2 separate regions of the Homo sapiens genome follow, and region 2 is linked to region 1. The links are chromatin loops, found by intact Hi-C in ENCODE. Cell type or tissue: IMR-90. All regions are shown on one strand.

Evidence for each region. A loop is a pair of places that touch in the nucleus more often than their neighbours do. Peaks named below come from ENCODE experiments on the same cell type or tissue, not always from the same donor. Only the 100,000 strongest peaks of a DNase experiment are listed, where the experiment ranks them.
Region 2: a loop joins it to region 1, with 13 times the contacts of the local background. A loop is called at or near these places in 12 of 110 quality-filtered maps.

The regions. Positions count from the first base shown.
Region 1 is chr20:2,168,796-2,176,795 of GRCh38, reverse strand. LOC124904859 (a long non-coding RNA gene) reads right to left here and starts at 3,621. Exons shown (of 2, transcript XR_007067500.1): 1 at 3,386-3,621; 2 at 1-20. In IMR-90, a CTCF peak has its summit at 4,066 (motif pointing right); no DNase peak of the experiment used is centred here; H3K27me3 peaks cover 2,154 bases.
Region 2 is chr20:1,798,161-1,806,160 of GRCh38, reverse strand. No RefSeq gene overlaps it. Among named protein-coding and RNA genes, the nearest start is that of SIRPA, 93 kb to the left of the region's middle. RefSeq lists a silencer at 2,540-2,789. In IMR-90, CTCF peaks have their summits at 3,677 (motif pointing left) and 5,208; DNase peaks (open chromatin) are centred at 2,390 and 3,650; H3K4me3 peaks cover 1,450 bases; H3K27ac peaks cover 695 bases; H3K27me3 peaks cover 168 bases.

The sequences.
Region 1 (8,000 bases):
ATGACAGATGGGAGCAGACCCTGCAGAGAAGAAATGAATTGCACAAGGTCACAAGGAGGGTTGGAGAACCCTGGGCTCCTGGCCCCTGCTCTGGGGCTCTGACTCCCAACCCCTGGCACCCCTTACTCCAGAGGATTTGAAAGGCACGTCACTCAAGGTCACAGGATGCCTCTGGCTTTTTACATAATTAAAGATGGGGGTCTCTCTATGTTGCCCAAGCTGGCTTCAAACTCCTGGGCTCAAGCAATCCTTCTGCCTCGGCCTCCAGAGCAGCTGCATGTAAATTACAGGTGAGCTCTACCATGCCTGGCCGCTTCCTTTGTTAATGAACGAAAACTCTAACTTAAAATGCTTTATACTGATGGTTTTCCAAGTGTGGTTCCCAGACCAGCTGGCATCAGCATCACCTTGTTAGAAAGGCCAGTTCTTGGCTTTACCTACTGAATCAGAAATTCTGGGGGTGGAGTTCAACCACCTGTGCTTTAACAGGTGATGTTAATGCCCACTCCAGTTTGAGATCCACTGCCTTAAGCAGTAAAGATGTCTATCATCACACAAATCAAGACGCCCAGGGTTGGTTATCTCAGTGGCCCAATGACTATAGGGTCCCAGGTTATGCCTGTCTTCCCATTCCTCCATCCTCAGTGTGTGGGCCTCTGACTTCAGGCTTGGACTCTCCCAATCACTAGGTGGCTGCTCCATCCACAGCTTCACCATGACTTCAAGAAGCAGAGGAGATGGACTCCCCGGACATCCCTTTTCATCAGTGAGAAAATCTTGCCTGGAAGTTCCCTAGCAGACATCCCCTCATATCTCATTGGCCAGAATTGGGCTGTGTTCCCTCCTCAAACCAATCACTGCCAAACCAATCACTGGGAAATGGAGTTATGATTAGTTAGGAGTAATCTTCAGCTACAGAGAGGAAATACAACCTAGTAACACAAAGGCACAGGTCCTTTGCAGCAACCTGGATGGAGCTGGATACCATTATTGTAAGTAAAGCAACTCAGGAATGGAAAACCAAACATTGTATCTTCTCACTGATAAGTGGGGGCTAAGCTGTGAGGACAGAAAGGGATAAGAATGATACAATGGACTATGGGGACTCGGGGAAGGGTGGGAGGGGTGAGGGACAAACGACTAACCACTGGGTACAGTATACGCTGCTCGGGTGATGGGTGCACCAAAATCTCAGAAATCACAACTAAAGAACTTCTTCATGTAACCAAATACCACCTGTTCCCCCAAAACTTTCAAAATAATAATAATAATAATAAAGCTGAAACAAAAAACACAGCTCCTGGAGCCCCTTCCTCTTCAAATCCTAGTTTTGCCATTTACTAGCTTCCTGACCTTCATCTAATTACTAAACCTGCTGGGTGTGGTGGCTCACGCCTGTAATTCCAACACTTTGGGAGGCCAAGGCAGGAGGACGGCTTAAGCCCAGGAGTTCAAGACCTGCTCTGGCAACATAGCAAGATCCCATATGTACAAAATATATATATATATGTTTTTTAATTAGCTAGGCATGGTGGTGCACACCTGTTTTTTAAAAAATTACTTAACCTGTGTGCCTCAGTTTTCACATCTGTAAAATGGACATAATAATATTTATCTCAGGAGTGTCAGGAGGACTAAGTGGATTCATATTTGTAAAGCACCTAAGACAATACTTGGCTATAGAAGAATTTGTTAAAGAAATATCATATGTAGTTCTTTATCTTGCTTTTTTGTAACTTAACTATGGGGCTTGGAGATCATCCAGTAACAATACAGAGGCCACTTCCTCATTCTCCTTTTTATTGTTATTATTGTTGTAGGATATTCCATTTCATGAGTGTATATAATTTATTCAATAATTGTTTTAATTTATTTGCAATTACAGAGTTGCAGCGGATAAGCTTGTCATGTTGTTTCATGTGTGTGAGTATCTATTGTAGGACAAAATCCTATAAATACAATTGCTGGGTTGAAGGATTTGTGAATTTGTAATTTGATAGACATTGCCACATTGCCTTCCATAGAACGTTACGCCAATTTACACTCCCACCAGCAGTGCATAAAGGTGCACGCCTCTCCACAGCCTCACCACCAGAGTAGTTACCATTTCACCACACCCCTCCACCCATGACAATCCGTGTGTGTTGTTGCCTTCAATTGCCCAGGAAGAAATAGACCCACGAGGAAAGACAACTTGGCTGAGACGGATCAGTGAGCTGCAGGAAGTCCCAGATGAGGACCCTCCTCAATCCCAGTACCACACTTCACAGTTTACAAAGCACTTCCCGTCCTACAGTAGACCATCCCTTGGGTCCCATACTGTGTACAGCAGCTCCCAGGATGCTCTCACTCCCAGCAGCCAGCACCTGTGTCTTTCAGAGGACAGTTCGTAGCCTGCTCGACCCAGCTTTGCCTGTACGTATGGAGAGCTGGAAGTGCCTGGAAAGGTATGTCCTCCAGAGGGGAATTTACTCCCTCTAATTACCAATGAGCACAGGAGTATGAATACCCCAGCTCCCTTGCCCCCCAAATGGGCCAACTCTGAGGTATGACTTATGCCACCTCCTTTGCAGGACAGACCTGGTGGGGCATGGTCTTGCTGGCCCTGCCTGCTTCCCCTTCCTCTAGCTGTTCCTGGAAATACTTCACACACAGTAAGTCATTTTCACAGGAATCCTTGGTTCAGGGTCAACTTCTGGAGATCCCAACCTAAGACACCTCCATGGTCTCCTTCATGCTTCCCTGTCATTGGACCCATTGTACAGATGAGAATACAGTGGCCAGTTAGAATTGACACAGCTACCAAGTGGCTGTGGTGGGGACTAGTACCTAGGACTTCTAGCTCCTCATCCATGTTCCTTCAAAGGAAGGACCGTAACTCCAGCCAGAGCTGAAAATGAAATCTGTCTCTTTTTTCTTCTCACCTCCTGAATGCAGTAAATTCATGAACACCTGCCCGTGTGTGCATCTCTCCATATGGTGTGTCCCTGGGCCTCTGCCTCTTCTCGTCTCCAAAGTGAGTATGCTGTCTGATACTAAAATCGGTTCAGTATTTCATGTGGGTCACATCCTACATGTTGAGTTTGACTATAATTGCGCCAGGCAGACCATAATACATTTATTTAACACTAACATACTTTAAATTCGGACCTCTTGCATGTTATTTGCATCTATTTGATTGGGGAGGGGAATGAACAGATACACCTCCTGCGTTGGTCAAGTTGGCCTCTCATGACCTAGGATGGGAGCTGAGGACCAACAGGCTTGCCCCTGTCCCAGGGTCTGTACTTAAATCAGTGGCTTAGTTGACTCCCACCCTGCTCTGTCTACATACAGGGCAGAAGCTAAGGCGCCTATGTGAGCCTTATGTTGCCCCAGGGCTCACCTTGCCTAGGACTGGGGTGATGCCTCCTCTGTGTCCAAATGTCCACTCCCACACATGTCACTCGAGGCCATGAGCTCCATGAAGTCCAACAGCACCTCTGGTCACTGCTGCATTCCCAGGGCCCGGCATGCAAAAGATGTTTAAAGCACATTTTGGTCAGATGAATGAATGAATGAACGAATGAGTGAATGCATGAATGCACACCGGCTGGTTCATCTTTCCAAAGCACAGTTCGGATCCTGTCCCTCTCTTGCTCAGAAACTCTTAGTGGCTCCCAACGACTGCAGGATAAAACCCAAGGCTTCATTCTGGCATTCAAGGCCCTTTATACCGTGTTCCAAACCTATGAATGTACAAAAAATTATTGCACATGATTCGTGTCAGACCTGTGACAATGATCCTGAAACTGAGCCTTGGAGAGGGAAAGAGGTGAATGCTCTTACCTGCGTCAGTTTCCTCCCCTCCCCTCCCCTCCCCTCCCTCCCTTCCTTCCTTCCTTCCTCCGCACCTGGTAAGAACATACAGCCCAGGCCCTAGGCCAAATATCAGAAATGATCTGAAGACCCTGCCTGGGCAGGGACAGCTGTCTGCAAGGAAGGGGAGTTAGGATTAGCCTGAGGTTAGCATTGGAGTGGTTTCCCAGAAAGACTCTGGCTGTACTTTCCCAATCTTTCCAGGAGGGGGCGGCAGCATCCCTGGTTACAGGCGCTCACGCATCTCGGAGCTCCCGCGCAGGACGTGTCCAGGGGTGGAGAAGTGTGTGTCTGTGTTTGCAAGTGTGGCAGAGGGTCTCAGCATATGATTGAGTGGACACGAGTGAGAGCGCTCCAAGGGAGGTGTGTGTGTGTTCATTAGACTCTCACTCGGCTTATTGTGTGTCTACTCTGTGCCAAGCCCTGACTCTGATACTTGGGACCAGCTCAAGAGACCAGAGCTCAGTAGAGGGGAGCAAAGAAAAAAGCAAGTAAATAAATAAATAAATAAATAAATAAATAAATAAATAAATAAATAAAGTGATGTCACCAGATAATAAAGATCTAAGGTGGGGGTCGGGACTGATTTGAACCACGTGGTCAGAGCACCTCTCCAAGGAGGCAACCTCCATACTGAGACCAGAAGGACAAGAGGAAACCAGCCAAGCACAGATAAATGTGGGAGATGGTTCCAGGCAGAGGGAGCAGGGAGGGCAAGGTGAGATGCAGTGCTGTCTTGTAGGAGTTTGAGTTTGAAGAGTTCGAATTTAATTCTCTTTTCTTTCTTTTTAATTTCTTTCTTTCCTTTCTCCTTTCTCCTTTCTTTCTTTTTCTTTTTCTTTCTTTCTTTCTTTCTTTTTCTCTTTCTTTCTTTCTTCCTTCCTTTCTTTCTTTTCTCTTTCTCTCTCTCTCTCCTTCCTTCCTTCCTTCTTTCTCTTCTCTCTCTCTCTCTCTTTCAGACTCTCACTCTGTCACCCAGGCTGGAGTGCAGTGGTGCAATCTCGGCTTGCTGCAACCTCCATCTCCCAGGTTCAAGCGATTCTCCTGCCTCTGCCTCCCGAGTAGCTGGGATTACAGGAGCACACCATCACGCCCGGCTAATTTTTTGTATTTTTAGTAGAGACGGGGTTTCATCATGTTGGCCACGCTGGTCTCAAACTCCTGATCTCCAGTGATCCACCTGCCTCGGCCTCCCAACGTGCTGGGATTACAGGTGTGAGCCACCGTGCCCAGGCTGTTTTTGTTTCTTGTCTTCGAATTTAATTCTAAGGACAAGAAGTCCTCAGATGTTTGAACAGCCAAGTGATGCGATGTGATGTTTGATTTACACTTTCAAAAGATCTCTGGCTGCTGAGTGGGAATGTGTTAGAATTGGGCCAGTGACAGTGAGGAGGCTACTGCACCAGTCCAGGCCAGAGTTGCGGTGTGACCATGGGGGCTGAGGAAGTGTGTGGACGCAGCACATTTGGGAGGTGGCACTGTTGACAGTGGGGGCGAGAGGCGGAAGCAGGGCAGCTCCTGGTTCTTGGCCTGAACCAAGACTTCTAAGAGGAACAGCTGTATCAGGGGCAGTCTGGCATTTGAAAGGCTCATTTCTGCCTGAAACCTCTACGGTTTGGCTCCCTGACCTGACCAGTTCAGGACTTCCAGGGCCAGTCCCTTCTCCATCCTCCTCTTTTTTGGAGGGAGGTTCTGGAAACAGCTGGTTCCATCCTAACCTCCAGGCTTACCAGGGCCCTGCAGGGCTCAGGAACAGAACATTCTGCTTGGATCCTATACGGGGACTTTTCAGTTCCAGACAGCTCTTTGCCTGCCCTTCCTCCCTCCCTCCCTCCCTTCCTTCCTTCTTTCCTGCCTGCCTGTCTGCCTGATTGCCTGCCTGCCTGCTTGCCTTGCAATCATAGCTCACTGTGGCTATTTTGCTGTTGCTGTTGTTAGAGACAGGGTCTCATTATGTTGCCTGGGCTGGTCTCGAACTCCCGGGCTCAAGCGATCCTCCTGTCTTAGCCTCCCAAAGTACAGGTGTGAAACACTGCCCCTGGCTTAATGCTTTATTCTTGACTCATTCAATCCTTGATGGGAGGGAGAATGCTGGCTCTGGAGACAGGTAGCATGTTGTGAGGAAGGAATCCAGACCCTATGGAGAGGCACTCAGCTAAGGTTGCAGGGGACAGCGAGACCACTCATCCAACACATGGTGAATGAGCCTTCAGAAAACTCCATGCCCAGCTAATGCCAAGAGGAGCAGAGATGAGCTCTCTGCCAAGCCCTACCCAAACTGTACATTTATGCACACAGTATGTGTTCCTGTGTTAGTCATTATGTTATGGGTTTGTTATGCAGCAATAGATAACTGGAATAAATAACCTTGAATCTCAGCCCTGCCCTTTCCAGCTGTGTGAGCTTGAGTAAGTCACTTAACATCTCTGAGTCTCAGTGGCCTCAACTGTGGAATAATACAAATAATAACAGAAGGAGAATCATGCTGCTATAAAGACACATGAACACGTATGTTTACTGCGGCACTATTCACAATAGCAAAGACTTGGAACCAACCCAAGTGTCCATCAATGATAGACTGGATTAAGAAAATGTGGCACATATACACCATGGAATACTATGCAGCCATAAAAAAGGATGAGTTCATGTCTTTTGTAGGGACATGGATGAAGCTGGAAACCATCATTCTCAGCAAACTATCGCAAGGACAAAAAACCAAACACCGCATGTTCTCACTCAGGTGGGAATTGAACGATGAGAACACTTGGTCACAGGAAGGGGAACATCACACACCGGGGCCTGTTGTGGGGTGGGTGGAGCAGGGAGGGATAGCGTTAGGAGATATATACCTAATGTAAATGACAAGTTAATGGGTGCAGCACACCAACATGGCGCATGTATACATATGTAACAAACCTGCACGTTGTGCACATGTACCCTAGAACTTAAAGTATAATTAAAAAAAAAAAAACAGAAGGAGGATAGATATCTCATGAAAAATTCTCATAACACCCAGAAAGGGGAACTCGTTTGTGAAGCATCCCCCACAGACAGCAAGCAGAGATGTGCAGGCTTGAGCCTGAGGTTTGTGCAATACACAGTGCAGGGGTTTTGGTTCAGTGCTCTGAAGCACTCCGTAAGGATCCAAGCCGGGTTGTCGTGGTGTTGGATGTGGTGGTGTCTGAAGAGATAGTCAGTATCCAGAGGCTTAGTGCTTCCCGGCCCATGATCCTGAGCCGGTTCACCAAAGGGCCTGCCTCCCCAAGCCAGGGCCCATGTGCCATGCAGGCTCATCCCACTGCAAGGAGCTCGGGGCCTTGAAAACGTCACCCCTGGGACCACCACCACCATTGCGGTCACACCCTGGACCCCTGGACTTGCAGTCCTCATATGAGGAGGACTCAGGGGGTATCAGGCCCACAAACGCTGTTTCTAATCACCTTCTGCTTACCTTCCAATTCCCACTGAACCCATTCTGAACCCTACCTAGGAGCTACAGACCCTCCACCCCTCTTCCAGCCACAGTGGAGGGGCTGTGCTGCAGAATCAACACCTGATCCTGGCAAGACATTCACCAGGCTGTCTCGGTTCCCTGACCTATAAAGAGGGCAGGATGACCTTATTTGCGGAGTTCTCATCAGGATTAAAGATAATAATAACTACACAGTCGCCGGCCCTTCTAGAAAGCTGGAGGTCGGCAGGACCACATGCAAGTGCTCCTGCAGACGGAAGCTTTTCTTCCAAGCCTCCAAGGACACTCGCCGGCCCTCTCCAGCACCCAGGCAGATCTGGGCTGGGCTGGAGGCGTGGGTCACCACCAGAGCCCTTGCTGCCCACGGTGTGTGATGCTGGCTGTTGCCAAGCAACAGGCCTCAGCTCAGGCCCCGAGCCCCAAGGTCAGCTGCCCACCAACTGGCTTGCTATTTCTGGGCTATGGGGGCTGCCAGTGCTCCTGGATTCCTTGCCTCGATCGAGTCCTGTGGGAGGAGAAGCATACCTTGGGCTCTGGTTTGGGAAATCCATAAGTTGCCATATGCCCCTTTTATTTTTTTATTTATTTTTATTTTTTTTGAGATGGAGTCTCGCTTTATCGCCCAGGCTGGAGTGCAGTGGCGTGATCTCGGCTCACTGCAAGCTCTGCC
Region 2 (8,000 bases), 370 kb after region 1:
GTAAGAATGAAGAAGAGAAGGCCTTTTTCATGTAATATAAACAGTGCTTATGTTCCCAAAGATCAGCGAGTGACATGCTCAAACAGTTATAATATATTTAATGTGGTCATAATGGGAGTGAACTTGTCATGAACCAATTGCAATGGATTTTGGAATCAGACACGTTAGGGCTTGAGGCTCTCAGCTCTGCTAGACAAACTTCTAACTTGACAAATAGGCCAGTCATTAAATCTCTCCAAGCCTTAGTTCCCTCATCAATAAAGCACAGACGATGTGATTTCCCTCCGTTGAGTCTGTGTGAGGATTAAATTAAATGAGATTCATCCATCTATTTGATAAATATTGAATATCTCCTAGGGTCTAGGCCAAACACACTCTTGATATTGGTGGAGGCTGGTGTCCACTCACCCTTAAATCTAAATATTTAAAAATTATAAATCAGACCAATACCTTCTCTTAAATGTTCTATCCTTCTCCTCAGTAAGTATAACTTCTCAGCAGCCTGAAAGGCCAGGATTGATTTGGATTTCTTAGATACTCGCACTGAAATGTGGCGGTGCTGGGGAGAGCCAGCCCCATTCCCTGGTCGCTCATTTCCCAGCCTATAAACTGCCACCTTCCCTTCTCATCCCCAGCTCCATCCTGTACCGTGCACACCTCACCTGCATGTGTGTAGACATCCCAGGCTGCAGGTCCAATCTCCATCCACACCCTATCCTCTGCAGTGCCCCTTGGCTACACCCTGGGCTTAGTGTTCTGCCTCCAGACAATAGACCAGGAAGAGGCCTGGCAGCAGGCTTGGGACTTTTAGGTAGGGAGCTCAGGAATCCTAGGAATCTGTAGTATTCTAGACAAGGAGCAAAGACTTGGATGGGTATATCCCCTTGGCACTGCAGACTCTCTAGCCTGTGGGGATGTACGCAGCTGGAGGCTGGCCAGGGCAGAGCCCCGCTTGCCTGGGTCCAAGGATGGGCTGGTCAGCCTGTGCTAGGTGCTGCAGGTACATGAGTAGATGAAGCAGATACCACCCCTGCTTCTCCTACTCAAAGGTGAAGACACATCCCTGAAGTCAGGGCCTCAGTCTTAGCCCTATCTATAAGATGAGGGCTTACCTGATCTGACATCAGGTAATGTTGGAGACTTGGTGTACGTCCTCAGGAATGTCCTAGAAGCCAGGAGGTCAGATGAGGAGGGGCAAGCTTAAGGCCTAAGCAATCAACTTCCTCCTTGAACCTAAGGCTGGCAAGGCAGGAAGGGCACCCACCCTCTGGTCCAACTCCATCCACGCAACTCCTTCAGTGGCCATAACAACACAACTTCCCATCACACCTAGAATAAAAGTCCAGCTCCTTGCCGAGACCTGCAAAGCCTGCTACCCCCAGCTGCTGACCATCTCCAGTCTCCTTACTACTGCTCACTGAGTTCCATCCTTATGTTCATGAAACCCCACATCTACTCTCCCACCTCAAGGCCTTTGCCCTTGCTGTTTTCTCTGCTGGACACGCCCAGCTCTTTGCATGGCTAGTTCCTCTCACTGTGCAGGCCTCAGCTTACTCTCTTGCACAGAGACGTCCATTGACATCCTTTTAGGAGCAGCTCCTGTCTAGCCCCAGCTCTCTCTTGGGCGTGTCACCACTTTACATCCTTCCTAGTACAGCCAAAACTGGTGTAATGGAGTGTGCAAAAGCTTCCACTTGGGGCTGGACTGGCTGGGTCGAAACCCAGGCTGGGCCCAATATTCTCAAGTGCCGAGCCTACCTACTGCGCACTTGAGGCTATTGTTCAACCTGGTTCCCCACATATCGTGCAACCTGTTGTTTCTCCACCTATCGTGCAACCTGTTTCTCCACATATTGTTCAACTTCCTATTTCCCTTCAATAGATTATTCAACCAGCATTTTCCTATCTGTACAAGGGAGTGAGGATTACATGACCTAATGTGCATATAGCATAGAGCAGAGCCTGGCATAAGCGCTGCATTGGTGTTTGCTACGATATTAACACTTGTTGCTATTTGAAATTATTTTGTCTGTATGTTTCTTGTTTATTTCCCTCTTCTCTCTGACAGGCAAACTCCCCACAACAGCCTCCTCAACGCTGCCTCCCACAGTGCTTGGACAAAATAATTACAGCAAGATGCGGGCACTGAGCTGACTCCTTATGTAGGACATCCCAGTGCAGGTAGAGAAACTGAGGGACAGTTGGAGGTTCCTTGCCCTTGGTGATGCGGTGAGAGGGCCTGCAGGCACCAGCCCGGCCGCCCGCACCGCTTCTCGCGGACCCCAGCGGAGCCGCGCTTCTCGTGCCGCTCCTGAGGGTTTCCGCGGCGCCGGCGTTTTTGTTCCCGGCGCGTTTAAGTCGTTGAGGCCGAATCAAGCGAAGGCGGAAAAGCGGCGCGCAGCCCGCGTCAGCTGCAGTTCCGTCCCCCTGGTTCCCGGTGCGCTAACAAAGGCATTTGCATGAAAACAGGAACCCCGTCTGCAGAAAGGACTCGTTGGCGGGGTGCATCGTGCGCTCCAGTGCCCCTACCGCGGCGCCCCGCTCCCCAGGTGGGGAAGAAGCGGGGTGCGGGGACTGGCCCCAAACACGGCTCGGCCGGCGGGGACCGGCACGCTGCGGCCCGGGCGACCCCCTTCTCCGCCCCTTTCCCAGGCCGGCGGAAACGGCCGTCTCGGGCGTGGGCGCGCTTCTGCGGACTCCTCGGGACCTTTTACCCAGGCGTGCGGCCGGGGCGCCCGGGGCCTCGGGGAGCCGGCGCCAGCGTGCGGAGCGCAGCGGAGCGGAGGGAGCGGCGGGAGCGGCGTCCGTGGCTGGTCCAGGTCTGGGGCGCAGCCTCCAGGCTCGCCCTGCGCCGCTCTGGGCCTCGGCCTCTTCGCCTGTTCGACCGGGGCGCAAGCGTGTCACAGCGCCTGTCTGCAGGGGGAAGCGGGCTTCCCAGAGGGGCGCGTGGCTCGCAGAGGGGCTCCGGGAATATCCGCTCCGTTGGCCCTTTCCAGAGCTTTTCCTTAGCTGCTTCTCCTTTGAAATCCGCCTTTTTCCCAGCAGCCCTTGGAGGCAGGATAAATTAAGTGGTAAAAGCAGAGGATTAGGAACCGGGAACCCTGGATTCAAATCCTGCCCGCCGCTGACCAGCTTTGTAACCATGAGCAGGTTACTCCGCCTCTGGAGGCCTCAGCTTCCCCGTCTGTAAAATGGGGCCTAACACAGTCCAGAAAGTGCTTAGTGCCGCAGTGTCACACACCGAGTGCTTAATTCATTCTTAAAATTATCACTTCCAGCTGTGGGACAGGCGCAGGGTAGAAAGGGGTTTTCTTAAGGTCACAGGCGGGGTCAAAGGCAAACCCTCCGGGTCCTCACAAGTAAGACTTGCGAAGCAGCAAGTTCCCCAAAGGGTCTTATCCAGCCGGGTAAGGAGCGCCGGGGCATCTCCCCCCTCTCTCTCCGCGAAGACGCACAAGCAATGGCTGGCGAACCTACTGCCTGGAATGGGGTTCTTGGGTCGAGACCTTTAAAAAAATAAAGAAGAGGAAGAAGAAAGAAAGAAAACAAACAAACATGCACGCAAAAACGGAATGCCAGAGCCTTTGATCTAGGAGCCAGCTTGCTATTCAGGGCCGACCACCGTCTCGCCGCAGTTCCTCCCCGGGAAGGAAGCCTCGCGCTGCCCTCCGGTGGCAGGCGAGGTAGTGTCGCCTGGGCGCAACTCACAAGCAGGGGTTTACCGGAGAAGCCAGCTTCGCTCTGCGCGGGTGGGGGCTGTGGGGGAGAGAGGAGGGAAAATCGGAATTGTTCCCTGACTGCTGTTTTTTGGTCCCGGTGGATCTTGGGAGTCTTGGAAAGAGAATAATAAGGCTCTCTGCATTTGAAAGGCATAGGAGTTTTTACATTCTGGTTTTATTTATTTTTGAATGGATAACACATTTACACGATTCAAAAGATAAAAAAGAGGATAGCGTGAAAAGGAAGTCTCGCTTCCACTCTTGTTCCCCAGGCACCCAGTTCCCCTTCCTAGAGACAGCCATTGTTACATGTTTCTGTGTACCCACCCGGAGACAGTCCATGCAAATGCAAGTATTTTACAGGATCAATAGTAGCTTGCTCTGTATACTCTTCTGCCTCTTGCTGCTTCGCTTAAAAATGCATCATGGAGTTTGTTCCATGTTGATTCACATAGGGCTGCCTCGTTCTTTTGAACAGCTGCATAATATTCCATTGTTTGGCTCTCCTGTAATTATTTGATCAGTGTTCTATTGATGAGCCTTGAGGCTGCTTCTAATCTTCTGTAATCACAGTGTGTTACAACAAATAAGCACCTACATGCATTGTTATGCCTAGGTGCCAGTGAGGCACATAGCTATTGCGGTATAACAAACCACTCCGAAATTCAGTGGCTTTAAATAGAAAGCTTTTGGTATTGCTCATGTGGGTCAGCTGGGTAGCACTGCTGATCTGGGCCAAGCTCAGCTAACTTTGCATTTGCTCCTTGTGTCTGGGATCAGAAAGGGTGGGTCAGCTGGGGCTGGTTTATTTAGGATGGTCTAAATCACATGTCTGGTAGTTGACTGGCTATCAGCTAGGGTTAGAGGGGTGTTCAGGCTATGTGTCCGTCAACATCTGATAACATGCAGTGCCTCCTGAGACTGTATAACTGGTGTGAATTTACATCCATTACATTCTGTTGGTGCAAACATGTCACAAGCCAGCCCAGATTCAAGAGGTGGGGAAATAGAAATCACTTCTCCCAGGGAGGAGCAGCAAAGTCACACGGCAGAGTATGATGCAAGGGCCCTGAGGTATTGTGGCCATTTAAAAATATATTTATAATGTTATAGTTAGCATTATGGTGATAACATTACCTTTGGATATAAACATTACCTTTGCCATTACCTGACAGACGTTACCTCAAGCCTCAAGGCTCATCAACAGAAGACTGATCAAATAATTAACAACAATAATAATTAACAACAACAATAATTTCAACAGAAGACTGATCAAATAATTAACTAGGCCATCAGGGTTGACATTAAGTGATATTGATATTGATAGCATATTCTCTTGATATAACTTTTTGAGAATGACACTGTACCTCTGTGGTTTTCCTCCCCCAAACCAGTCTAATAATAACCCCAGTCTAATAATGAGAATAGCCTCACAGAATAGCCGCTATGCACAGCCTCCACTTAAGGGATGGGGAGTTATGCTTCACTTCCTTGAGGGGGCAGTATGTAATAAGTTATTTGGAATTCTTCTGCTACTGGTTTATTCAGTCATTTATTCTATCCGTGTGCACTCATGGATATTTATTTTGTACTTTTCATTATAATCCAATACTATGTTATTTATATTGTTGCTTAAATTGTTCCAGTTTTGGCGCCTGGGAGCTCTCTCTATTGGCTCCTGTTTCCCTTTGCCATAATTTTTTGTTATGTTTTTGAGCCCTTCCTTACTTTCTGGCACTAAAGCTGCTCCAGACTCATCTTGCATATTTTCTTCCCAGCCCTAGAATCAGCCGTTTCTCCAGGGAGCCCGGTTCCTTTCACTGGAGAATGTTCTTAGAAACAGATCTGGATGGTGGGTTTGCATGTTGCTATTGGGGACCCACTACCAGGGGGCAGAGCTAGGAAATACATGTATGTATCCTAGCCCGTGTATTCACATAACTGTAATGATTCTGTATCTATCATTGGTATCTATATTAAGTTAAACATGAGCTCATGCTACCGTCTCTGACTCTAACACATTCATACAGTTCATTCTATCCTTCTCCCTTTGCTTATCTATAACCTCCCACTTCAGCAGTGAAAAACCTGGCTCCTACCATCTGCCATCCATTTACTTAATTGTTCAATGTTAGTACACATGTACTGGGGTTTCAGAATTGTCAAACCATACCCCTGTGAGACACAGCTCTACCAACTGGAGGGCAGTGCTTATGGACAGCTCTTTTCATCTTGAGTCTTCTTGTTTCCAGTCATTTCCAAAGTTGTTTAGGTCAGCACCTCTAGTCTCCATGCCCTTCAATGAGATCCCTCGTACGTTTGTAATACAATTAGATTCTGTTGCCATCATCTGCATTTTATCCTGTGATTCCCCATCCTCCTAGTAGATTTTTAAAAATTGGCATACATTAAGGTTTACTTTTTTTTTTTTTTTTTTTGAGATGTAGTTTCCCTCTTGTTGCAAGGTCGCGCAATGGCGCAATCTTGGCTCACCGGAACCTCCGCCTCCCGGGTTCAAGCGATTCTCCTCCTCAGCCGCCCGAGTAGCTGGGATTGCAGGCATGCACCACCACACCCAGCTAATTTTGTATTTTTAGTAGAGATGGGGTTTCTCCATGTTGGTCAGGCTGCTCTCGAACTCCCGACCTCAGGTGATCCACTTGCCTCGGCCTCCCAAAGTGCTGGGATTACAGGTGTGAGCCACCGCGCCCGGCCAAGGTTTACTTTTTGTGCTGTAAAATTCTATGGTTTTGACAAATGCATAGTGACAAATGGATAGTGTAGGACCTCTTTATATGTTCTAGATATCAAGCCCTTAGCAGATATATCAATCACTACAGTACCACACAGAATAGTTTCATGGCTGTAAAATATCCACTGTGCTTCACTTAGCCACCTGTCTCCTTCTTCTCAGTCCTCTGGCAACCACTGATCTATTTCCCATCTCTATCATTTGCTTTTTTAAAGAAATCATATAAACGGAATTATCATATATATATATACGTATATGTATATATGTATATACACACGCACACACACACACACACACACACACATATATATATATATAAAACATTTGGAAACTGGCTTCTTTCATTTAGCAATATGCACTTAAGATTCATCCATATTGTTGTGTGAATTAACAGTTCCTTTTATCTCCGAATAATGTTCCATAGTATGACTGTTCCACTGTTTGTTTATCCATTCACCTATTAAAGGACATCTTAGTTGCATCTGGCTTTATTATGAATAAAGCTGCTATAAACATTGTGTGCAGGTTTTTGTGTAGACATAAGATTCCTTATCAGTTGAGTAAATACCTAGGGACATAATTTCTAGATTGTATGGTAAATCAATGTTTAACTTTATAAGAAACTGCCAAACTTCCAAACCGTACTTCCAAAGTACCATTTTTCATTCCCACTAGCAATGAGTGACAGTTTCTGTTGCTCTGCATCTTCATCAGCACTGGTATTGCCAGTTGGTTGTAATTTAGCTATTTTTATAGGTGTGTAGTAGTTGTTTTAATTTGCATTTCTATAATGACGAATGATCATTTCTTCAAATGCTTATTTGCCATTTGTATACATTCTTTGGTGAGATGTCTGTTCATATCTTGTGCCCATTTTTTAATGTAGATGTTTGCTTTCTTATTGTTGAGTTTTAGACATTGTTTGCATATTCTGGATATGATCTTTGGGATGGTTAATTTTATGTGTCAACTTCTCTGGGCTATCACAAGGGATGCCCAGATAGCTGGTAAAACTATTTCTTGGTGTGTCTGTGAGATTGTTTCCGGATGAGATTAGCATTTGAATCAGTACACTAGGTAAAGAACTTTGCCCTCAGCAATGTAGATGGACATTATCTAATCCATTGAGGGTCTGAATAGATCAGAAAGGCAGAGAGAGTGCAAATTCTCTCTCTTTCCTTGAGCTGAGCATCCTTCTTTTCTTCTTCGACATCAGAGTTCTCCTGGTTCTTAGGTCTTCAAACTCTGGGTCCTATAATAGCTGGTACCCTCCCCTCAGGCCCCTGGCCTTTGGAATTAAAAGTTCTGATTCTCTGAGAAGCCCTGACTAATACAATCTTTCATTAGCTATGTGATTTGCAAATATTTACTCCCATCCTGTGTCTTATCTTTTCATCCTTTTTTTTTTTTCTTTTTAGTGACAGGGTCTTGTTCTGTCACCCAGGTTGGAATGCAGTGGCATAATCATAGCTCACTGTAGCCTCAAACTCTTGGGCTCCAACAATCCTCCTACCACAGTCTCCTGAATA